2 separate regions of the Homo sapiens genome follow, and region 1 is linked to region 2. A link is an interaction called in ENCODE POLR2A ChIA-PET data of the cell type or tissue named here. Cell type or tissue: IMR-90. All regions are shown on one strand. Each heading gives the region's core, and the rest is flanking DNA. Links, peaks and the distances in the headings are about the cores only.

The links. Peaks named below come from ENCODE experiments on the same cell type or tissue, not always from the same donor. Only the 100,000 strongest peaks of a DNase experiment are listed, where the experiment ranks them.
Region 1: POLR2A ChIA-PET joins it to region 2 with 17 read pairs; 6 of 35 experiments call an interaction of 5 or more read pairs at or near these places.

What each region holds. Positions count from the first base shown.
Region 1 is chr16:66,947,548-66,959,077 of GRCh38, forward strand. It overlaps LOC107984881 (a long non-coding RNA gene), which reads right to left and starts at 6,652. Exons shown (of 4, transcript XR_007065090.1): 1 at 6,576-6,652; 2 at 5,256-5,360; 3 at 3,094-3,264; 4 at 1,333-1,384. RefSeq lists silencers at 3,010-3,059, 3,905-4,105, 4,105-4,305 and enhancers at 10,140-10,189, 10,200-10,249. In IMR-90, for the core only: a CTCF peak has its summit at 6,721 (motif pointing right); a DNase peak (open chromatin) is centred at 6,734.
Region 2 is chr16:67,107,964-67,121,313 of GRCh38, forward strand. PHAF1 (phagophore assembly factor 1) reads left to right here and starts at 1,978. Exons shown (of 16, transcript NM_025187.5): 1 at 1,978-2,276; 2 at 12,149-12,231. The coding sequence starts at 2,213. RefSeq lists enhancers at 810-1,552, 1,553-2,294 and a silencer at 1,854-2,113. In IMR-90, for the core only: no CTCF peak of the experiment used is centred there; DNase peaks (open chromatin) are centred at 7,018 and 7,838.

The sequences.
Region 1 (11,530 bases), core at 5,455-7,954, 160 kb before region 2:
GTCAGTTCCCAGGATTACTGTTTAGACTTAATAGTTCTTTTTTTAACAGCTTTATTGTGAAATAACTTACAATTTACCCCCTGCTCCCCCTTTTTTTTTTGAGACAAGGTCTAGTCCTGTCACCCAGGCTAGAATGCAGTAGTGCAATCACAGATCACTGCAGCCTCCACCTCCGGGCTTCAGACACTGTAAGGCCCATAGTTACAGGACCATAGTACACTCCCGTTCCCAGACCAGTTGGTCGCCTCTGGCCTGGCAGGGCTCCCAGTGTCTCGGGACCTCCAGGTGACGCGCCTGCCTCCCCTGCTGCAACAGAGGCCTGGGAGTGCCGGGTCCCCATCGCTCGGAGCGGCAGGCGCTCGTGAAATGTTCGTCAAGAGGATAAATGACCATGGCCCTGGTCTCCGCGGGAGGTGAGGAAACTGAAAGCCACCGAGGAAAAGGGGGGCGCTCCTTAAGAAGTGCCGCGGTCACGTGTACGTTTCAAAAGAATGGCGTGACTGAGTAGGGAGGGGACCGCGGAGACCCTCAGACCCTGGACTGTAAGGAGATGAGGGGCCGTGAAGGGGAACCCAGGAAACTGAGTCCTGAAAGCAAGGAGGAGCTTCCAGAATGAAGGGCGCCGTCACGCCTCCCTGCCTTTGCTCAAGCGGTTCCTTCACCCCGATCAAGTTCCTTCCCATTTCTCCAACTGTGGGGATCCTGAACGTGCACCTCCTCAGAGAAGCCCTCTTGGGATCTCCAATTCTAGTTTATTGCCCCCTCCTATCGATCCCCCAGCGCGCTCATCGGGCCTGTGGACAACGACAGGTTTGAGGAGAGGATTCTCTGGATCGCGGAGGACTACAGAAGCCGCGCAGCCCCTTCTGAGGATGCCAAAGGGGCCCGGGCAGAAGGGAAGTGGCCGTGCCCGGGCCTGCCTACCACTAGATCCCCACCCACCTATGACTGTTCAGTCCTGCTCTCCTACCAACCCACCTTTCCCGGCCCAAGTCAGCGCACCCCGCCGACTCCCTGCCCAGTCCAAACTCCGAGGCTGGGCAAGGCACTGGATCCACGGCTGGACCGACCCGGGGCAGCCTCTGGGTGAACAGCAGCGTGTCCGTCGGCAGAGAACCGAGACCAGCGAGCCGACCATGCGGCTGCACAGACTTCACGCGCGGCCGAGCGCGGTGGCCTGTGGGCTCCTGCTGCTTCTCCTCCAGGGTCACTATGAGGCTCCCGCGGAGGGGTGACAGGGACCGGGCTCAGATCTGCCAAATGCTGCGGAGGCAGAACCTGACAGTGCGGGAGGGCAGGCGCCTGGGAGGTAGGAGCTGGTGGAGATGACAGCGTGGAACTCGTGAGCCCCACGCAACGCCTCCCTGCCGCCCAGGGTGGGCTCCTAGAAGCACAGAAATGGTCGGGCTGCGGGACACCACAGCGAGGAACCAGCGGAGTACAGGGGCCCCAGGAGCGCCGGGACATGCCAGGCCGGGTAGACAGCCTCGGGTCGGAGTGAGTGAGGGATTGGGGTGTGGGGATTCAGTCCATTTCCCTCTTACGATTGTGGCTGTAGCCTGTGCTGCCGGCCGGTAATAACAGTAATAGCTTCTGGCAGCAGCTGGCTCTCAATGTGTGGCGTCCTTGGCCAAGGGGGCGCGCTGAGCCCTCCAAAGGGGCCTCAGACAAGGTTAGTGGTCCTTGGGGAACAGAAGCCCCCAGGCTCCAAATCCTAAAGCAGATCTAAGAGGCCGCAGTGGCTGGGTGCGATTGGCTCACTCCTTTAATCCCAGCATTTTGGAAGGCCAAGGGGGAGAATCGCTTGATCCCAGGAGTTGGAGGCCAGCCTGGGCAACATAGACTCAGAGTGTACAAAATAATTAAAAGAAATTAATGGGCTGTGGTGGCCTGTGACCTCTAGTCCCAGCTTCTTGGGAGGCTGAGGTGGGAGATCACTTTAGTAGGGGAGGTTGAGGCTGCAGTGAGCCTTCATCACACTATTGCACTCCAGCCTGGGTGAAAAAACAAAAATCTGTCTCCAGAAACAAGAGCCAAAGAGCTCGTGGTGTCCCTCACGCCATTTACCTCATCCTGGGCAAGGGCACAACTTGGCTTCCAGGGCAAAGGTGAAGGCTCTGTGTGCCTGCCAGGCTTCTCCAGGCCCTTTTCGAAGCTCCGGGAGTGTTTTGGCCTTTGGTCCTCTCACCTGAAACTCTCCTAAGTGTATGATCTGACTGCCTCTCCCGACCCTTTCCCAATTTAATCTGCCCAGGTGGAGTCCATATTCGCCCCATGGTGCACTCCTGCAGGGCTTCCTCCCATGCCTGCCCTTGATCACATTCTAGAATTCACCAGGAGCCCAGCAGGAAGATCTGCCTGGCCTCACAGATGGCTACCTTTTGAAATATTTTGGGCCAGACACAGTGGCTCACACCTGTTATCCCAGCACTGTGTGAGGCAGAGATGGGAGGATCACATGAGGCTAGGAGTTAGAGACCAGCTTGGGCAACAAGACTTGTCTCTACCAAAAAAAAAAAAAAAAAAAAAAAAAGGACTCTCAGGCATGGTGGCACACAACTGTGTTCCCAAGTACTTGGGAAGTTGAGATGGGGGGATCTCAAGCCCAGGAGGTGGGGGCTGCAGTGAGCTGCAATCACACCACTGCACTCCAGCCTGGGCAACAGACGGAGTCCAATATTTAGATGTATATTATATTATATTATAAACATATGTGTGTCTGACAAATATATTATATATTTTGGTAGAGACAGGCTTTCACCATGTTGGCTAGGCTGGTCTCGAACTCCTAACCTCAAGTGATCCACCCACCTCGGCCTCCCAAAGTGCTAGGATTACCAAAGTCACCCACTGCGACTGACCTGTTTTCTGACTTTTTATTATGAAACTGGGCTCAGATTTCCCAAATCCTACAGAAGCAGAACCTGAGGTTCCAAAAGGGAAAGTGCCAGGCAGGTGGGAGCTGGTGGGAATAAGAACAGCAGGTGAACCTCCCTGAGGCACAGAGAGGGTCAAGCCTGCTCAAGGGCTGCACAGCACCAAAGGATGAGCCAAGTCTGAGGTAGAAACAGTAGTATAAGAAATCCAACATACCCATTGTCCGTCTTCAGCAATAACAAAGATCTTGTTTTTGTTTCTGTTTTAAATCAGCTTTCTCAGGTTGAATATAACCTGGTGTTTTCCGGATGGCCACCTCTCTCTTGCATCATTATTTGAAACAAATCCCAGACATCATATCATCTGTAAAGTTTTCATCATGTCCTACTAAAGAAAAGGAACATATATATGTATGTGTGTATTTCCACAACATAATATGTTCTCAATTTAATCAAATATATGGTCGTGTTCTTTAGTATTTATAAATGATACTTGTATTAATACAAGTTTTTTTTTAAATCAGGATTCAAATAACGTTCATACTTTGCAAATAAGTAGATATTTCTTTTTTCTCTTTTTTTTTTTTTTTTGAGATGGAGTCTCACTCTGTTGCCCAGGCTCACTGCAACCTCTGCCTCTTGGGTTCAAGGGATCCTCATGCCTCAGCTCCCAAGTAGCTAGAATTACAGGCACATGCCACCACGCCTGGCTAAGTTTTGTATTTTTAGTAGAGATAGGGTTTCACCATGTCAGCCAGGCTGGTTTCAAACTCCTGACCTCAGGTGATCCACCCACCTTGACTTCTTAAAGTGCTTGGATTACAGGCGTGAGCCTCCATGCCCCACCAATTGTCTTGGCTTTATAGTTAGGAGTGGAATTGCTGAGTCATATGGCAACTCCATGTTTAATCCCCTGAAAAACTGCCAGACTGTTTTCCAAAGCAGCTGCACCATTTTCCTTTCCCCTGGCAATGTATGAAAGTTCCAAGTTTTCCATATCCTTACCAACACTTATTATTATCTGTCATTTTTATGTGTTTCTTGAATCTCTTTCAGTCTTCAGATTTACCATCTGCCTCTCTTTAATTTTCTTTCTAAATTTTGTTGCATGTGGAAGAAACCAGTTTATTTGTTCTGGAGAGGATCCCACCATTTAGGTTTTGCTGATTGCATCCGGGTGGTGTCTTTTAACAGTTCTTCTATCCCCTGTCTACTGTGTAAACTTGTATTTATATTCTAGAGGCATAATCAGATTTGGGTTTTAGGTTTTATTTTGTTTTGTTTTTTGGAGGACCACTTCACATGTGGTGCTGCATACTTCTGATAGAAAATATGTAACGTCTGATTATCTTGCTTGTTGGGATACCACAAAATGAGTGGTTGACATCACAGTGAGAATTCAATGTGCATTTCTCTTACTATGAATGACTTAAAGATCTCTTCGTTTATTTGAGAGACACTGATTTGTAGTGCTTATTCTGAACACATTCTTATGCTACTTTTTCTGTTGTATACATGACATATTCTTTGTTTGTAGAAATTCTTTATCGATTAAGAGGACTGATTTTCTCTGTTAGGCAATTTTCCATCACTTCCTCCCTCCCTGATCCCCACAGCAGTCACACTATGTTTTTTCTGGAGACTGGGTCTTGCTTTGTTGCCTAGACTAGAGTGCAAAGGCGGGATCATAGCTCATGCAGCGTCGAATTCCTTCTGCCTTAGCCTCCTGAGTAGCTGAGTAGCTGGCCCAGAGTTTGAGACCAGCCTAGCCAACACGGTGAACCCCTGTCTCTACTAAAAATACAAAAATTAGCTAGGCTTGGTGGTGCACACCTATAATCCTACATATTCAGGAGGCTGAGACACAAGAATCACTTGAACTCAGGAAGCGGAGGTTGCAGTGAGCCAAGATCGCACTACTGCACTCCAGTCTGGGTGACAGAGCGAGGGTCTGTCTCAAAAAAAAAAATAAATAAATACTACCGGTTTCGGCCAGGCACGGTGGCTCATGCCCATAATCCCCGCACTTTTGGATGCCGAGGTGGGCCTCCTGAACTTGAGCCCAGGACTTTGACGCTAGCCTAGGCAGCTTGGAGAAACGCCATCTCTACAAAAAAAAAATTCAAAAATTGGCTGGATGTGGTGGCACGCACCTGTAGTCTCAGTTACTCAGTAGGCTGAGGCGGGCAGATCACTTGAGCCTGGGAGGTCAGAGCTGCAGTGAGTCGTGATTGTGCCACTACACTCCAGCCTGGGCAATACAGCAAGACCCTGTCTCAAAAAAAAAAGTTTCCTATACTGATATAAAACTTAAAAAAAAATTTTACAGATTGATGTTATAAACTGGGTGCCTTCATGTGACAGAAATGTATTGCTTACAGTTATAGAGGCTTAGAAGTCCAGGATCAAGGTGTCAGCAGATTTGCTGTCTGGCAAGGACTTGTTCTCTGGTTAATAGATGGCAGCCTCTCATTGTGTGCTCCCCTGGAGGAAAGGGAAAACAAGCTCCATCTGGCCTCTTTTGTAAGGACACTAATCCCCTTCACCTCCTGAAGTCCCCACCTCTTGACACCATCACATTGGGGATTAGGTTTCACCATACAAATTTTTGAGGCAATACAAACATTTAAACCATAGCACTTAGAGCTCCCAGATTTCAGCCACCAAGGTCACCAACTACTGAAAATGTAAAAGTTCCTATACTCCCCTTTTGTCCCACTAAATGTCGTCTATCATTGACATTTAAAACAAGCCACCTTTACAGGCCAGGTGCGGTGGTTCATGCCTGTAATCCTAGCACTTTGGGAGGCCAAGCCAGGTGGATCACCTGAGGTCAGGATTTCGAGACCAGCCTGGCCAACAAGGTGAAACCCTGTCTTTACTAAACACAAAAATTAGCCAAGCGTGGTGGCACATCCCTGTAATCCCAGCTACTTGGGAGGCTGAGCCAGGAGAATTGCTTGAACCCTGGAGGCGGAGATCATAGTAAGCTGAGATTGTGCCACTATACTCCAGCCTGGGTGACAGAGCAAGACTCAATCTAAAAACAAAAACAAAAACAAACAAACAAAAACAAGCCACCTCCTCGCCTATCTGTGTCCTGCAGAGGTGACTCAACCCATTTTTGTAAGAAGCAAGACTGGGCTTGTCCACAGGCCCCTGAGCCTGGGCCTCCTGTACAGTTGCCAGGAAAGCCAAGCCGATTCCTCAGTGGCCGTCTCCTGAAGGTTGCTCTTCTTCTCAGTGGTTCTACAGACACTGTAAGGCCCCTACTCACAGGATCGTAGCACACTCGCGAAGATGTTTACCTGTGGGGTGTGCCCCGGAAGTGGGATTGAGGGTCCAAAGGTCCAGGCATATCTAAGAAAAGAGATTCCTGTTCCCTGGCTCCCAGGAGCCTCTCCACCCAGGGAGATGTTCTCTGGCCTTTCAGAATTCCCTTGCCAACCTTTCAGCCCCCTGAGCATCCCCGAACTCACCATGTGTGTCCATATGATTATTTTCCTACTTACCTCATTGTTGTCCCTAAACTTTTCTCCTTCCTGGCTTCGCAAAAATCCTCCTCATATTTTATCTCAGTGTGCAAAGGTGGCCAATTGTGTTCAATCGGCCTCTTGGTTTCACCAAAGTATATTCCCTCTGTCATTAAGAGGCTGTATTCTAGTCCCATAGACCCTAATAATCCCCTTATACCCCTACCTCTGACCAACTTGCCTCTCGGGGCACCGGATTTCCAGGGCGAAAGTCTCCCTTCTTTCCATCCACGGCCTTTAAGCCCAACTACAGCTTTTTGAAGTTTGGAGCGAAAGACCAGGACACCCACTTTGCCCATTTGGGCCACCAGGTGGCAGACAAGGATAATGTTAAACCTGGGCTGACTTGAACTTGAGAGAGCAGGGAGACTTTCCTTTCAATAAACACTGGTGCATAATGTTTCCACTACATTCTGAAAGCATTTATTGAACACCGGCTGCATGCCTGTCTCTGTATGTTTTTCAGTTCTGCAGAGGTACAATATAGTTTCCCAATATACATTCCCAGGATTACTGTTTAGACTTAATAGTTATTTTTTAACAGCTTTATAGTGAAATAACTTACAATTAAATTTACCTCCCCCCACCCTTTTTTTTTTTTTTTTTCTGAGGCAAGGTCTCGTTCTGTCACCTAGGCTGGAATGCAGTGGCACAATCACAGCTCACTGCAGCGTCCACCTCCTGGGCTCAAGCCATCCCCCACCTCAGCCTCCCAAGTAGCCAGGACCACAGGCACATGCCACCATGGCTGGAGAACTTAAATTTTTTTATTTTTTATTTTTGGTAGAGGCGAAGTCTCACTAGGTTACCCAGCTGGTCTCCAACTCCTAGGATCAAGTGATCTTTCCATCTAGGCCTCCCAAATTGGTAGGATTACAGGCAGATGTGAACCACTGTGCTTGGCCTAAACTCACCCATTTTCAGTGTGCAGTTTGATCACGTTGAGTAAATGTATAAGACATGCAAACACCACCACGTGGAGTTTTACAATATTTCTATCACTCCAAAATTCCCTCAAGCCCTTTTGCAGTCAATCGTCCTGATCCATGCTCCTAAGCAACCATCGAGTTGCTTTCTGTTGCTATAGTTTGCATTTTCTAGAATATGAATGAAATAATACAAATTATAAATTAATATGATAGTACTAATTATATAAATGAAATAACTTGCGATTGGCTTCTGTCAATTGTGTTTTTGAAATTCAACCAGTAGTTCTTTTCTTTTATCGTGGAGTGGTATTCCATGTATAAATATACTCCCTTTCTTTTTCTTTAGAGACAGGATCTTGCTATGTTGCTCAGGCTGGTCTTGAACTCCTGGGCTTAAACAATCCTCCCGCCTCGGCCTCCCAAAGTGCCGGGATTATAGAAGTGAGCCGGTGTGCCTCGCCAATATACGCAACTTTATTAATTCATCAGTGTAGGGGTGGCCTGCCCCTCCACACCTGTGGGTATATTTCATCAGGTGGGATGAGAGACTGAGAAAAGAAATAAGACACAGAGACAAAGTATAGAGAAAGAAAAGTGGGCCCAGGAGACTGGCGCTCAGCATATGGAGGACCTGCACCGGCACCGGTCTCTGAGTTCCCTCACTTTTTATTGATTATTATTTTCACCATCTCAGCAAGAGGAATGCGGCAGAAGAGCAGGGTGATAGTGGGGAGAAGGTCAGCAAGAAAACATGTGAGCAAAAGAATCTGTGTCATAATTAAGTTCGAGGGGAGGTAGTATGCCTGGATGTGCACGTAGGCCAGATTTATGTTTCTCTCTGCCCAAACATCTCAGTGGAGTAAAACATAACAAAGCAGCATTGCTGCCAACATGTCTTGCCTCCCGCCACAGGGCGTTTTTTTTCCTATCTCAGAATTGAGCAAATGTACAATCGGGTTTTATACCGAGACATTCCGTTCCCAGGGGCAGGCAGGAGACAGAGGCCTTCCTCTTATCTCAACTGCAAGAGGCCTTCCTCTTTTACTAATCCTCCTCAGCACAGACCCCTTATGGGTGTCGGGCTGGGGGACGGTCAGGACTTTCTCATCCCAAGAGGCCATATTTCAGACTATCACAGGCGGGGAGAAACCTTGGACAATACCCGGCTTTCCAAGGCAGAGGTCCCAGCAGCTTTTCGCAGTGCGTTGTGCCCCTGGTTTATTGAGACTAGAGAATGGTGATGACTTTTACCAAGCATACTGCTTGTAAACATTTTGTTAACAAGGCACGTCCTGCACAGCCCTAGATCCCTTAAACCTTGATTCCATACAACACATGTTTTTGTGAGCTCAAGGTTGGGGCAAAGAGGTTGGGGCAAATTGGCTGGGGCAAAGTTACAGATTAACAGCATCTCAGGGCAAAGCAATTGTTCAGGGTACAGGTCAAAATGAAATTTCTTATATCTTCCCTTTCTACACAGACACAGTAACAGTCTGATCTCTCTTTCTTTTCCCTACAATCAGTGGGTGCACATTTGAGTGACTTCCATTTTTGGGGTATTTTTATAAAGCTGCTGTGAACATTTTCAGACAAACCTTTCATTTCTTTGGGGTAGATAGCTGAGATTGGACACTCACCATATAATGCCATTCTGGGTCATATGGCAAGGGTGTGTTTCACTTTTAAAGAAAACGCCCCCTATTTAAAGATCTACACTAGGCTGGGCGCAGTGGCTCACGCCTGTAATCCTAGCACTTTGGGAGGCCGAGGCAGATGGATCACCTGAAGTCAGGAGTTTGAGACCAGCCTGGCCAACATGGTAAAACCCCGTCTCTACTAAAAATACAAAGATTAGCCGGGCATGGTGGCGCATGCCTGTAATCCCAGCTTCTTCAGAGGCTGAGGCACAGGAATTGCTTGAACCTAGGAGGCACAGGTTGCAATGAGCTGAGATTGCACCACTGCACTCCAACCTGGGCGACAGAGCAAGACTCTCAAAATACATAAATAAATAAATATCTACACTACACGACAAATACATAGATTTTGTGTGTGTGTGTGACGGAGTCTTGCTCTGTCACCTAGGCTGATTTTTTAAAAAAAATAAAATGCCAAACTGTTTTCCAAAATGACTATATGATTTTTGCAACCCTACCAGCCATCTGTGAGGGTTCCAGATGCTTTCTATCTTCACTAAAACTTGGTCTTATGGGCCTTAAATCTGATTTTTTCAGGTTTTTGTTTTCGTTTTTATAGAGTCAGGGTCTCTCTGTCAGCAAGGCTAGGGTGCAGTGGCATGATCATAGCTCGCTGTAAACTTGAACTCCCGGGCTCAAGGAATCCTCCCACTTCAGCCTCCTGAGTAGCTAGCAAAACAGGCATTTTTAAAAATTCTGTAGCCAGGCGTGGTGGTTCATGCCTGTAATCCCAGCACTTTGGGAGGCTGAGGCAGGCAGATCACGAGGTCAAGAGATCAAGACCATCCTGGCCAACATGGTGAAACCCTGTCTCTACTAAAAATACAAAAATTAGCTGGGCGTGGTGGTGTGCACCTGTAGTCCCAGCTACTCTGGAGGCTGAGGCAGGAGAATTGCTTGAACCCACGAGGTGGAGGTTGCAGTGAGCTGAGATTGCACAACTGCACTCCAGCCTGGCAACAGAGCGAGACTCTGACTCAAAAAAAAAAAAAAAAAAAAAGAAAAGAAAAAAAACTGTAGAGATGGGATCTCATTATGTTGCCCAGGCTAATCTCAAAATCCTGGGCTCAAGCTATCCTCTTGTCTGAGCCTCCCAAATTGCTAGGATTACAGGTGTGAGCCATCACACCTGACCCTGATTTTTTTAAATGCATGTTTAGTGGCACCTCATTGCAATTGGTTCCTTGGACTTTTAGCCTCTGCTTTTGACTATCTCTCTCTCTGTGTCTCTATCTCTCTATATTTACTATATATGTAACATTTCCTCACACACAGAGAAATGTGCTCCCGAGATGACTCTTCTTTTCCTTTCACTTCTTTTTCTTGAGACAGAGTCTCCCTTTATTACCCAGGCTGCAGTGCAGTGGCACGATCATAGCTCACTGCAGCCTTGACTTCCTGGGCTCAGGCAATCCTCCCACCTCAGCCTCCTAAGTAGCTGCAACTAAAGGCGTGCAACACCAGCCTAGCGAATTAAAAAAAAAAAAAAATCTGTAGAGATAGGGTCTCACTATGTTACCCAGGCTGGTCTCGAACTCCTGAGCTCAAGTGATCCTTCTGCCTCAGCCTCCCAAAGTGCTGGGATTACAGGTGTGAGCCACCATGCCTGCCCTTCATTTCACATTTTTATGATTCCCTCAGTCATCATCGATGCCAAGACCTCTGAACCATAGCACAGTAAATGGTGGAATCCATGGGCATGTTCCCCCCAGTAGTCATGGACAGCAGCCCAGGGATTTGGAAGAAGTTGACCTGTTAATGTAAAGGAGCTTTGTCACTGGACTCTGAGCTGGGAGGAGCTGGGGACCTCTTAGCACCCACAACCCAGGTATTAATTAGGACATGAGAATTAAGGGCAGAGTTAGCATCTACCAAGGCAGGAGGCTGGGAGGATGGCTGGGGCCACAGTGAGTTGGATGGGAGACATTGAATCAACAACAGGCCATGCTGTTGGGTGGAGGTCGAGAGCAACTTCTGGTGGAGACTGGAAGGAGAGAAACTGGAGACAGCAAAGGTGGATGACTAGCTTTCCTAGAAATAAGAACAGAAGGGCCAGGCATGGTGGCTCACGCCTGTAATCCTGGCACTTTGGGAGGTGGAGGGAGGAGGATTTCTTGAGCCCAGGAGTTCGAGACCAGCCTGGTCAACATAGGGAGATCCCATCTCTACAAAAAACATACAAAAAGTAAAAAAATAACCAGGCATGACGGCACACATGCACCTGTAGTCGCAGCTACTTGGGAGGCCAAGGTGGGAGGATCACTTAAACCCAGGAGATTGAGGCTGCAGTGAGCCAAGATCATGCCACTATACTCTACCCTGGGTGACAGAGTGAGACCCTGTCTCCAAAAAAACAAAAAAGAAGAGGAAGAAAGAAAGAGAGGAAGGAAGGAAGGAAGTGGGGGGGAGGGAAAGAAAGCAAGAAAGAAAGAAAGAAGAAAGAGAAAGAAAAGAAAGAGAGACAAAGAAAAGAGAGGAAATAAAAAGAAAGAAAG
Region 2 (13,350 bases), core at 6,020-8,519:
GCCCAGCCAGACACTTTTAATTGACTAAGATTGCTCCTCACCAATCTTAAGATTTTTCCCCAGATTTCCTTCCCAAGCTATCTAGCCCAGCTGCCCAACTAGGCTTTTCTAAACATATCTTTAATGCTTGTCATGATAAGGAATAATGACCCCCTGATTCCTGTCCTCTGCCACTCTATTAGGTATGATTGACAATGTTTTATTTTTCCAGAAATGTTCTTTCTTTTTGGTACAGCCACTGTTTCTTTTATTTTTGTTTTTACAGAAAAAAAGGCCGGGGGAGGGGGGTGGTGGGTGGTCATGGTATGCATACTTCTGCACCTGGCTTTTTTCTCTTGGAGTTCCTTCCACATCAACATAGAGACCTACTTCACTTTTTATTATTTATTTATTTATTTAGAGACAGGATCTTGCTCTGTCATCCAGGCTGGAGCCCCGGGGCTCAATAATCACAGCTCACTGCAGCTATCCTCAAGCTATCCTCCCACCTCTCAGCCTCTTGAGTAGCTAGGACTCCTGGCCCAACCTACTGCCATGACACCAGCTAATTTTTTTTTTTAATAGAGACTGGGTCTTGCTATGTTGCCCAGGCTGGTCTCAACTCCCGGGCTCAACCGATCCTCCCACCTCATCCTCCCAAAGTGCTGGTATTACCGCTGTGAGCACTGCTCTCAGCATTCACCTTTAAAAACATATCTCTATCTATCTATCTATCTATCTATCTATCTATCTATCTATCTATCATCTATCTATCTATCTATCTATATCACGGTTTATTTAGCCACTTCCCTACTGGACATCTCAGTGACCCAGTTCTGTTGTTTTGGCATACAATGCTGCAGTGGACAACCTTCTCCATGTAGTTCATTTTAATCAAACAGCGACTTCAAATTTTGATAGAGCCTCCAAAGAAACGCTAGTATCAAGCCAGTTTGAGAATTTAGTATGCCACTCTCTCCCCTACTGAAAACCTTCTTCCAGGGGCAATGTAATGGAAAGGACTTGGGTTCTGCGCCTAGAACCAAGGAGCCTTGGGTCTTTAACATCTCTGGGCCTCATGTATTCGCCTATGTAAAGTCGGTATAATCTCGCATCTCAGGTTGGTTGTGAGAACCCAGAGACTGCCTCCGTGAAGGCTTGGCATCAGCATAGGCCTCGGCTGTCCTTTAGTTTCAGGGTGTCCCGGGGCACGGGCCAAAACCTCAGGCTGAACCTGCTAGAGGAACCTTCCTGTCCCTTGCAGATTAGGAAAACTGTGGCACAGAAAGCGCCAAGGGGTTGATCAAGACCCCCACAGCTTTGGTCCACGCTGCTGCCGGCGGCTTCGGATCCTGGTCCCGGGGGACTGCGCACATTTGGATGTGGTCAGCAGGGAGGCCTGGCCTGGCCCCTTCCTCTTCTACCCAGTCCTCTCCCCGAACCAATTCCGACCCCTAACGCCCACAGTCCTCACTCGCTTACGGTTCGACCCTTGCCCCAGGGGCGACTGGGTGGGGCCGTCATTCCTGAACAACTAAAAGCTGCTGCGGCCAGCGTCACCTCCGGCCCCAACGGAGACGGTGGGGGCCGTGAGGCTTAGGGACTCCGCGTCCTCCCTCCTGCTGGGCCTCAGCGTGCCCTCTGTACTTGCCTTCTGCTACCAGTGAACGTGAGTGGGACGTGTGTGTAGACAGCAGACGGGTCTTGTGCAGCTGTGTGACGTGTGTGTTGTGTGGTGAACCCTTCTTTATGTAGATATGTGAAGTGTGTGTGCTGTGGTGCACAGATGTAGGGGCTCACGAAGTACTGGGCTCCTTGCTCCTAGAGCCCGAACAGTTCCCAACGTTACAGCCCTGCCCGACTCAGCCTCCGCAGAGACGGCGGCGGGACCCGCAGTTTGCGCGTGCGCGGCTCCGCCCCAGGCTCCTCCCTCGCGCTGGCACTCCCGCCTTCGCCCGGCCCTCCCCGCGCTTTACGGCCCGGCACGCCACTTTTACTGCAGTCGCGCCCGCCGCCGTCGTTGCCCCCGCTGCCGCGGCTGCTGCAGGTGAGGTGAAGTGAGGTGAGGTGTGGTGTTGGGCCGGTGCTGCTGCCGCTGCCGCCGGGGAGGAGGTGGAAAGCGGGGCTGTGGCGGGCCGGCGGGGGCGGCCTGTCAGCCGCTGCTTTGTCTCCTTAGCTCGGGTCCCTTCTGCGCTGCCGCAGGGAGGCCGCCCGGGCCAGGCGAGCCGAACCAATGCTGGACCTGGAGGTAGTGCCCGAACGCTCTCTGGGGAACGAGCAATGGGAATTCACGCTGGGTGAGTTTGGGGTCCTCTGTCAGGACCCCATTCGCTGATCCTTGCTTTCTCCTGGGCTCTTCCCACCTGTTCTCAGTCTCTCACGCCCCTGCGCCCGCAGCTCCTCACCTCTTTCGTCCTCTCGGCTCGCTGGGCTCCAGGCACTAGATACCCGCTCCAACTGGCCCGATTTGCCTGTCAGTTGCTCGTCTCGGGTCTCAGCAGGGTCTCTTCTGGGACGGTGGAACAGTAGTAGTAAAGACAATAATAGCTTGCTCTCCCCAAATGCCTAATGCCCGGCCCTGCTCTTTTTGGACGTAATTCTCTCTAGTACCCCTCGCCGGCACCTGAGGATAGGTACTGTTGTTATTCCCATTTCCATTTTACAGACTAAATAATGGCTGAGAAGTGGCTGACCCCTCTGATCATCACTGTGGCCTGTGGTCTGTCTCCCACTGCTTTTCTGGGCTGTGGCTTCCTTCCCCTTTTTAGGAGGGGAAACCTAGGCTTGGAACCCATGATCAGATGTTGGGGCTCTGGTCAAGGGAGTTGAGTTTGTGTGTATTAAAGGAACAGCTGACTTGCTTCTCTCTTTTTTTTCTTTTTTTTTGAGACGAAGTCTCGCTCTGTCGCCCAGGCTGGAGTGCTGTTGCGTGATCTTGGCTCACTGCAACTTAACGCCTCGTGGGTTTAAGCGATTCTCCTGCCTCAGCCTCCCCAGTAGCTAGGATTACAGGCACGCGCCACCACACCCGGCTAATTTTTGTATTTTTAGTAGAGACGAGGTTTCACCATGTTGACCAGGCTGGCTGGTTTCGAATTCCTGACCTCGTGATCCGCCCACCTCGGCCTCCCAAAGTGCTGGGATTACAGGCGTGAGCCACTGCACCCGGCCCCGCTTCTCTCTCTTTTGAAATATAGTCTGTATCGGATGCTGTAATCCTAAACCCAGACCTCAGTTGTGACAGGTGAAGGTTGGATGAAATAGGAGTTAGGGAGAAGTAACATTTAGTTTCTAAAAAATGCAGTTTGGTCGTTTTGGGGTTTGCTGGCCCAGCCTTCTCCCTTCACCCTCTCCATTTCCAGCATCACTACTTTTATGTGTACAAGGATGTTTGCATTCAGTAACCCCTGTGTGTTTACTTTGATGTCCCAGCACTAAGAAAAGGGGGTGGGGTAGGTGTTGGTGCTGTTTGTTTGTGCAGGCCTGAACTTTAGTCACTCTAGTGTGAGCTACTGGACTAAATCAGCTGCTCCATTGGATTATAAATTATCCTTGACTCTGGAAGACTTATGTCTGTGGAGACAGTGTGTTGGAGAAACCAGGTGGTACAGATTGCTGGTAAGGCCCTGCTGATGCTTAGTGGCTACATATGTCCTGTGTGTTGTAAGAGCTAGTTTTTGTTGTTGGTGTTTTGTTTTAAGACAGAGTCACTCTGTTGCCCAGGTTGGAGTGCAGTGGCACAATATCGGCTCACTGCAACCTCTGCCTCCCGGGTTCAAGCAATTCTCTTGCCTCAGCCTCCCTACTAGTAGCTGGGATTACAGGCGTCTGCCACCACACCCGGCTAATTTTTGTATTTTTAGTAGAGATTGGGTTTCGCCATGTTGGCTAGGCTGGTCTCGAACTCCTGACTTCAAGTGATCCGCCTTGGCCTCCCAAAGTGCTAGGATTACAGGTGTGAGCCACCATGCCCAACCATAAAAGCCGGTTTAATTTAGGGGAGTTGGCCAAATTCTTTCATAACTTAACACCACTCCTGCAGAGTTCTTTCCAAAATATTAGCTGGTACAAAATGCTCCATTCTCTCGTGAAGCACTAAGAGCTTGGTTGGAAGGCTGGTGATACCATGCTAATGCTGTTTGGCTTCTGGTTAACTCCTTTCCTCCCCTCTCCTTGACAGCTTCTACCCAAGCAAGATCCTCCCACGGCTGGATAAAAACCACAACCATAGCTTCAAACTGTGCTTAGTAGTGTGACTAGGTTGTGGATCTCTTGGTGGTACAAGTATTCAGAGTCCCTTGGTCAAAAGCAGTGGTAGGGACTGGGTGCAGTAACTCATGGCTGTAATCCCAACACTTTGGGAAGCTGAGACAGGAGGATAGCTTGAAGCCAGGAGTTCAAGACCAGCCTAGGCAACATAGTGAGACCTCGTTTCTACCAAAAAAAAAAAAAAAAAAAAAAGCCAGGCCTGTAGTCTTAACTACTCGGGAGGCTGAGATGGAAGGATCACTTGAGGCTGGGAGGTCAAGGCTGCCGTGGGTCATGATCACACCACTGGGCGTGATCCTGGGTGACAGAGAGAGACCCTGTCTCAAGGAGACAAAAAAAAAAAGTAGTTACTAGGATATTAATTGAGATGAGGATTTCCAGAAAACTGAGTGAGAGAGCAAGGCTTCTCTCAGCTGTTGTTTTGATACCCTAACCCTGACTCCTAGCTCTGCTAGTTTCCCAGGAATCAAGGGTTTACACAGTTCTTACAAACTGTCTAAATAGCAACCAAAAACAGTGAGAAGGGCATTTCTGTATATTGGGTCAAGAATTGAATTTTAGGGGGAAGCTCATAGACTGGCCCAGAGGCTTCATGATTCCCTTGGGTCTTAAAATTCATTTTTACATGGTGTCTGCCTGAGAGATGGTGTTAATTTAACTTTATCAGACTTTAAAAATGGAAAGTCATTTTCCACCTCTGTCAATCTCCTCCCCCACCCTGAACACGTCCAAACTACATTTGGGGCTGTTAGGTAGGGATAGGTCTCGGAAGGGAATCTGCTTTAGAATTACATGCCTAGGCTAGTGAACCAGGAAGAACTTACCTCTTGCCACCACAGGCTTGTAAGATAGGTGTTGTTATCTCTTTTTGCCAGGTGAGGGACAGGCTCAGAGAGAGAGATGATAAACAAAAGTCGCCAAACAGGCATATCCTGCATGCCACTGCTCTTTCCTTCTGAAAGTGGACTCAACTTTGTCACCAGGTTTCTTATTGGAATCTGTGCAAATGCAGATGCAATTATCTGCCTGGCATCACAATGGGAAGCTGCATCCTGGCAGCTCCTTGGCTGCCTTCCTGGTTGTATAATGTTGGATGATTAGGGAAATGCGAGCAACACAGGGAAAGGAAAACCTAGGCCAAGCAGAATCTCTGTGAATATGAATGTCACTGATGATTTGACCAGCAGTGGAGTAAAGGCAGTGCAGATTTGAAATGTTTTGTTTTCTTTTTTTCTTTTTCTTTTTTTTTTTTTTTTGAGACGGTGTCTCACTCTGTTGCCCAGGCTAGAGTGCAGTAGCGTGATTTTGGCTCACTGCAAGCTCCACCTCCCAGGTTCATGCCATTCTTCTGCCTCAGCCTCCCAAGTAGCTGGGACTACAGGCGCCCGCCACCACGCCCAGCTAATTTTTTGTATTTTTAGCAGAGACAGGGTTTCACCGTGTTAGCCAGGATGGTCTTGATCTCCTGACGTCGTGATCCGCCCACCTCGGCCTCCCAAAGTGCTGGGATTACAGGCGTGAGCCACCGCACCCAGCCTCTTTTTTTTTTTTTTTTGAGACAGAGTCTTACTCTGTCGCCCAGGCTGGAGTGCAGTGGCGTGATCTTGGCTCACTGCAACTTCTGCCTCTTGCGATTATAGGCTTGCGCACACCAGGTAATTTTTTACTTTTAGTAGAGATGGGGTTTCACGATGTTGACCAGGCTGGTCTCGAACTCCTGACTTCAAGTGATCCTCCCGTCTCGGCTCCCAAAGTGCTGGGAGGCATGAGCATTTGTGCCGGGCCCTGAAATGTTTTCAATGAGAGTTGCAGAATGTATTGATGCAGAGGCAAGTCTCTGAATTTGTTTTTGAAATTAGTCTTGAAAGGGACTAAAAAAGGTAGATTTAAAGGGTCAGTGAAGAAAATACCTTCTCCGAGATTACCTTGTTCCACAGAGACTGAAGGCTCACTGTGTTGAAGGCATCATCTACCTCTGTGAACTCTGCTCACAAACATTGAAAATAAACAGTGCACAGTGACTCATGCTTGTACTTTGGGAGGCTGAGGTGAGGGGATCACTTGAGCCAAGAGTTTGAGACCAGCCTAGGTAACATAGTGAGACCCTGTCTCTATTTAAATAAAAAATAAATAAATAAAAATTTAAAAAAAAAGAAATGATCTTATTCCCTGAAGAGCTTAGTCTAGTGATAGAGAGGGATTATAGAAATAGTTCCTTTTATTATAATCAAGTAGAAGATGTATAGGGTACTGTGGAGGGGAAGAAGAAGGGACTTGACCTGACCTAGGGGTTCAGAGAAGGCTTCCTGCCAAACAACAGGAGCTGGAAATCTTCCAGTCGAATGAAAGAAGAAAAAAAAAAAAAACCACAGGAGAAAAGGTAGATGATGTGTGCAGGGAACTATAAGCAATTTGGTATTATAATTAGAGCATGATGTACTGGTAGAAGAAGAAAATGGATTTCCCAGAGTCCCAATTCTGTTTGGTTATAGCTGCCTGGGATACTATCAAGGATACTTTGTGTTGGAATCTGTGCAAATCTGTGGAAAAAAGGATATGTATTAGTGAAGTGTATTGTGGGCTTTCGTTTAGGAAGAACTGGATTTGGAGAGGTGGGGAAGAAGGAGGAATCTAGAGGTTTCTGACTTGAGAAACTCTGTATGATGTTGGACATAGATATTGAGACCTAGAATACAGAGAAGATGAAAAGATCACTTTTAATCTGTTGGCTTTTATTTGCCTTTAGATGTATACAGAAAACAGATGGAGATATGAGTCAGAAACTGGGTGGTTAGTTGAACCAGGGATGAGCAGAAGAAACATAGCCTATTGGAGAGACTTGGAAAAGTTAGAGGAGAGTAGTATTGGTGGAGAGACAATAGGAGTTCAAGAGAAGGAGGGTGGTCAACAGGATTCGTGGTATAGGACCTAAGTGTTCTACCTAATTGCTTTGTTTCACAGATGTGCATGACCACCTACAGCTGTGCCAGGCACAGTGATTGGGTGCTGGGAGGTATTGAGGTGAACAAGACAGACAAGGTCCTACCTCTGTGAGGATATAAGGGAGACTAACAGATAAATAAATGGTATGAGAGGCTTCATTGAATAAGGCAGTGAGGGAAGTGAGGTGTGACCAAGACCTAAAGTGCGAACAAGAGGCAGCTTTGGGTAGAGCATTCCAGATTCCAGCAGCAACAAGAGCTAATTCAGAAGCCTGAGGTGAGAAGGAGCTTGACGTGTGCAAGTAACAAAGGGTGAACAGTGGAAAGAAGATATAGATGGGTAAGATCCAGAATATTCAGGGCCTTTGGTGATGACATGGTGTTTGGGTTTTATCTGCCTGCAATGGGAAGCCATTGAGAGGTTATAAGCAGGCAAGTGCTGAGATCTGTGAGACAAAGATTTGTGCGGTTTAGAAGGCTGACCATTCTGTTAGAGCTGGGATAGTGCTCCTGTTTCTTTGCCATTCATATAGTTAGTTCCCTTTAGAGATCTTTCGTAGCCCTCCTTTACCAGTAGCTGTGTGATGACCAGTCACCATGGCTGCTTCGTCTCCTCTGGGTGAGTTTCTCCCTGGGTGACTCAGGATCCTAAGATCCTAAGATGCTGAGACATCCTTTGATGTGGTAAATGGAATCCTCCCTCAAGAAACTGGCATGGGCTGGGAGCGGTGGCTCATGTCTATAATCCCAGCATTTTGGGAGGCCGAGACGGGAGGATAGCTTGAGCTCAGGAGTTTGAGGCCAGCCTGGGTGGCATAGCAAGACCCCGTCTCTTTGAAAAAAAGAAAAAGAAACTGGCATGTGCCACGTGGATCAGAGAAGCCATGCGGCCTTCCTCTTTCTTGACATCTAACTAACTGAGTTTCTCTGTCTTCTGCACGTGGATGTTTGTCCATTCCTCCTGGGAATGACAGCATAGATGTTCCTCCATTTAGGAATGGCAAAGGTGAGGGATGCATCCAGCTTGTTCATATTCTCAAACATTTATTGAGTCCCTACTGTGGGCCAGGTTTTATGCTATGGAAGGCTGAAAAGTGCTTTTTTAAAGATTATAAGTCAGCCTTGTGATGATTGCCTTCAACTTTCTTCAGACTGAAGAATGGCCTCTCAGATGAGGGTAGAATCAGATTGTTTAAATGTAGATGAGCCATGAGCTTTTTACCTTCTAATTAATTCTTCATTTGTCAGCTCTTTTTTGCATATCGCATCTCTTTGACCTGGAGGCCAACTGATTTAAATGTGAACTGACTGCCATCGGATGAAGCCATGGTCCCTTTTCCTTCCTTTCTCTTGTCACCCACTCTACAATCCATCAGTCCCACTCAGTAAATATTTATTCAATAGTCACTGTATTGGCCACGTGCGGTGGCTCACACCTGTAATTCTAGCACTTTAGAAAGCGGAGGTGGGAGGATTACATGAGCCCAGGAGTTCAAGACCAGTCTGGGCAACACAGTGAGACCTAGTCTCTACCAAAAATTTAAAAGTTAGCCAGTTGTGGTGGCACATGCCTGTAGTCCCAGCTACTCAGGAGACTGAGGTGGGAGTATCTCTTGAGCCTGGGAGACAGAGGTTTCAGTGAGCCAAGATTGCACCACTACACTCCAGCCTGGGTGACACAGTGAGATTGTGTCTCAAAAAAACAAAACAAAACCAGTCACTGGGTGGTTAGCTCTGAGCAGGGTACAAGGGATCCAGAGAGTGGTGAACAGCAGATACATTGTTTTTGTATTCATTAAACTATGAGTCTTTGTTTTTTGATTGCCCAGGACCTGTCTCTATGTGTGTTTCTTCTTGTTTAAATTATAATGGACTCTGGAAACAAACTTTTTTTTTTGAGACGGAGTGTCACTCTGTCGCCAAAGTTGGAGCGCAGTGGCACGATCTCAGCTCACTGCAACTTCTGCCTGCCAGGTTTAAGCAATTCTCCTGACTCAGCTTCCTGAGTAGCTGGGACTACAGGCACACACCACCATGCCCAGCTAATTTTTTTTTTTTTTTTTTTTTTTGTATTTTTAGTGGAGACAGGGTTTCACCAAGCCGGCCAGGCTGGTCTCAAACTCCTGACCTCGTGATCCGCCTGCCTCGGCCTCCCAAAGTGCTGGGATTACAGGTGTGAGCCACCGCGCCCAGCCTGGAAACAAACTTTTTGGTGGTCTCAGTGAGTCCTTAGACTGTTGGAGATGTCATTGGAATTTGGATTACTTAAACTGGAGGCATATGTAAATCTGCTTATAATGGGCCATGAGTTAAAGAACCAAGTGTTAAGAGTTAGATATTCAGGCCGGGCACAGTGGCTCATGCCTGTAATCCCAGCACTTTGGGAGGCCGAGGCGGTGGATCACGAGGTCAGGAGATCGAGACCATCCTGGCTTACATGGTGAAACCCTGTCTCTACTAAAAAATACAAAAAATTAGCCAGGCGTGGTGGCGGGAGCCTGTGGTCTGAGGCAGGAGAATGGCGTGAACCCAGGAGGCGGAGCTTGCAGTGAGCGGAAATCGCACCATTGCACTCCAGCCTGGACAACAGAGCGAGACTTCAGACTGCGTCTCAAAAAAAAAAAAAGAGATATTCAGGAATGCCTCGCCCTGTTGCTTTTTTTTTTTTTTTCCTCCTGAGACAGCACCTGGCTCTGTCACCCAGGCCAGAGTGCAGCCTCCACCTCCCAAGCTCAAGCCATCCTTTCACCTCAGCCTCCTGAGTAGCTGGGATGACAGGGGCACACCATCATGCCTGGCTGATTTTTTTTTTTTTTTTTGAGATAGAGTCTCGCTCTGTAGCCCGGGCTGGAGTGCAGTGGCGCAATCTTGGCTCCCTGCAAGCTCCACCTCCCAGGTTCATGCCATTCTCCTGTCTCAGCCTCCCAAGTAACTATGGGACTACAGGCGCCCGCCACCACGCCCGGCTAATTTTTTTTTTTTTTTTTTTTTTTTCTTTTTTAGTAGAGATGGGCTTTCACCATGTTAGCCAGGATGGTCTCGATCTCCTGACCTCGTGATCTGCCCTCCTCGGCCTCCCAAAGTGCTGGGATTACGGACGTGAGCCACTGCACCTGGCTGCCTAGCTAATTTTTTTGTATTTTAATAGGCATGAGCCACCGTACCCTGCCCCTGTTGCTTTTTTTTTTTTTTTTTTTTTTTGAGACAGAGTCTTGCTCTGTCTCCCAGGCTGGAGTGCAGTGGCGCTATCTCGGTTCACTACAACCTCTGCCTCCTGAGTTCAAGCAGTTCTCCTGCCTCAGCCTCCAGAGTAGCTGGGACTACAGGTGTGTGCCACCATGCCTGGCTAATTTTTGCATTTTTAATGGAGACAGGGTTTCACCACGTTGGCTAGGTTGGTCTTGAACTTCTAACCTGATGATCTGCCCATCTCGGCCTCCCAAAGTGCTGGGATTACAGGTGTGAGCCACCGGGCCTGGCCCCTTGTCGCTATTTTTAAATTAAATAAAAAATAAAAAGAACTAGATATTTGTGGGATTTTAAGTAAAAATCCAGTGAAATCCTTGGTAAAATAAGTTGATTCATTGATTCTGGTGGATGAGTGATCTTAAACTTTTTTTTTTTTTTTTTTTTTTTTTTGAGATAGGGTCTTGTCTGTCACCCAGGCGGGAGCACAGTAGCACTTATCATGGCTCACTGCAGGATCAACCTCCTGGGCCGAAGCAATCCTCTCACCTTAGCCACCCCAGGACCTAGAGTAGTCCCGGCATATCCCACCATGCCCAGCTAATTTTTTTACTTTTTGTAGAGACAGGATCTTACTATATTCCCAGGCTGGTCTTAAATTCCTGGCCTCAGGCGATCCTCCTGCCCTGCCCTCCCAAAGTGTTGGGATTACAGGCATGAGCCACCACACCCAGTCCTGATTTTAAACTTTTAAAATTGTTCCTTATAAGTCATGTACTCTAATAGGCCTTCATTTCAGAGATGCAGAGACAGGTGCCAGAAAGGAAGAGAAAGGACCTATCTCAGGTCATATCTAAGCCATGGCAGAGTGAGGACCAAAACCTGGGTCTGCAGAATTATGCAGTCAGTGCTTTTCTTGCTTGGTTCTTTGATTCATACTTACTTTGCTTTCTCTGAGCGCTTGTCTGTGTCAGATCAGTGTGGAGGTCCCTGTTTCCAGGAAGACTTTTTGTATATTCACTGCCTCCCATCCCCTTCCATGCATGTCCAACCTTTTGGCTTCCCTGGGCCACATTGGAAGAAGAATTGTCTTGAGCCACACATAAAATAGACTAACACTAATGATAGTTAATGAGCTTAAAAAAAATAAAAATGTAAAAAGGGTCCATGCATCATACGCATCTTTTTTTTTTTTTTTTATAGACAGAGTTTTGCTCTGTTGCCCAGGCCGAGTGCAGTGGCGTGATCTTGGCTCACTGCAACCTCCGCCTCCTGGGTTCAAGCATTTCTCCTGCCTCAGCCTCCCGGGTAGCTGGGACTACAAGGGCAGCCACCTCGCCTGGCTAATTTTTTTTTTTTTTTTTTTTTAGTAGAGTCAGAGTTTTACCATGTTAGCTAGGCTGGTTTCAAATGCCTGACCTCAAGTGATCCTCCCACCTTGGCCTCCGAAAGTGCTGGGATTGCAGGCATAAGCCACCACGCCCGGCCCATGCATGATTTTTGTGATATCCACCACCACAGATAAGCAAAAGAGTCCTTGCATTCAAAGAGTTGGACACCTGTGCACCGTCCAAGTATTCTCTTAGTGCTTGCTGCTTAACATTATTGTAGCTCTTACTGCTTATTGAACTCTTATTTACTCATGTATCTGTAGACCTTAGTAGCCCCCAAACATCCCCAGGCTTTACTGCAGGGACCAGTGCCTAGTGAAGTGGTAGATGTCAATAGATGGATAGCCAAAATAACCACATAGGTGTCTTGCTTTATTTCAGGAATGCCTCTGGCTCAGGCAGTAGCCATTCTTCAGAAGCACTGTCGCATCATCAAAAACGTCCAGGTTCTCTACAGTGAACAGGTGAGTGGTGGCTGATTTGTTTATTGAAATAGCATCCCTCGGTAGTGAGTCACTTCCAGAGCTGATGCTTTGGGATAGGCTGACTGGCAAGGATAGCTGTGTTCGAATGGGAGAATCTCTAGCACCAGCCAGTTATCAAGTACCTTTTCTTTGATTCTGAAACTTCTGCTCTTGATTATCTAGTACAGCTAGGTTTGGAAGAGCGGTAGTAATTGAACCTTTGTTTTGTCTGTGCTCAACTTGCCTACAGGCCCTTAAACAGGGACTTTTCAGTGGTAGGTCGCTTCAGAGGCTGTCTCTGGTCTTTTAGAGTGCTTACCTTCCACTTCCGTGTTTAAAATTGTCTTTTCTGCTTTTGTTGGTTAGTTTGTGTTCAGGATTTTTGCAGTGCAGATCTCTAGCTAGCACGGCATACCAGATTTGAAAGGAAACAGATATAATTCACCCCTTTATCTCTCTCAAAGAGCAATCTTCCCACCACTGAATTCTCTGAAACCTGCAGTTCTGTGACACAGACCATGTGCTGCCATGTTGAACAGCCTTTGTGGTGTCCTGTGTGTCACAAGCCTCAGGGAATAGTTTTGAGCCTACAGAGGCTAAAGGATGTCCCCAGTGACTTTTCTGAGACCCTTTGAGTACTAGTTTGATTATTTCAGTTCCAATTAGTTTCAGATCCTAAAGCAAATGACAGCTTATTTCTGACATGAAGAATGTTGTAAATTGTAGGTAGGCAAAATTTCTGAGAGGCTTCTCAGTTTGACTTGGAGCACAGTCAGAATTGGGCCTGTTACCTATACCCAGAGATTACATTCTGCCATGTTGTACCCCTCTACCAGCCTAGTGAGACCCTCATTTGAGGGATCTGATAGAAGACATGCTTAATCTCCAAGCAAGTGCTTGAGTATTCATGTGGTGCCTATGACAGAACAGGAGACTTGTAGGAGTGGGCATGTGGTGCCTATGACAGAACAGGGGACTTGTAGGAGTGGGCAGGGGTTTCTTTTTTTTTTTTTGAGATGGAGTCTCGCTCTGTCGCCTAGGCTAGAGTGCAGTGGCACAATCTCGGCTCACTGCAGGCTCCGCCTCCTGGGTTCACCCGCCATTCTCCTGCCTCAGCCT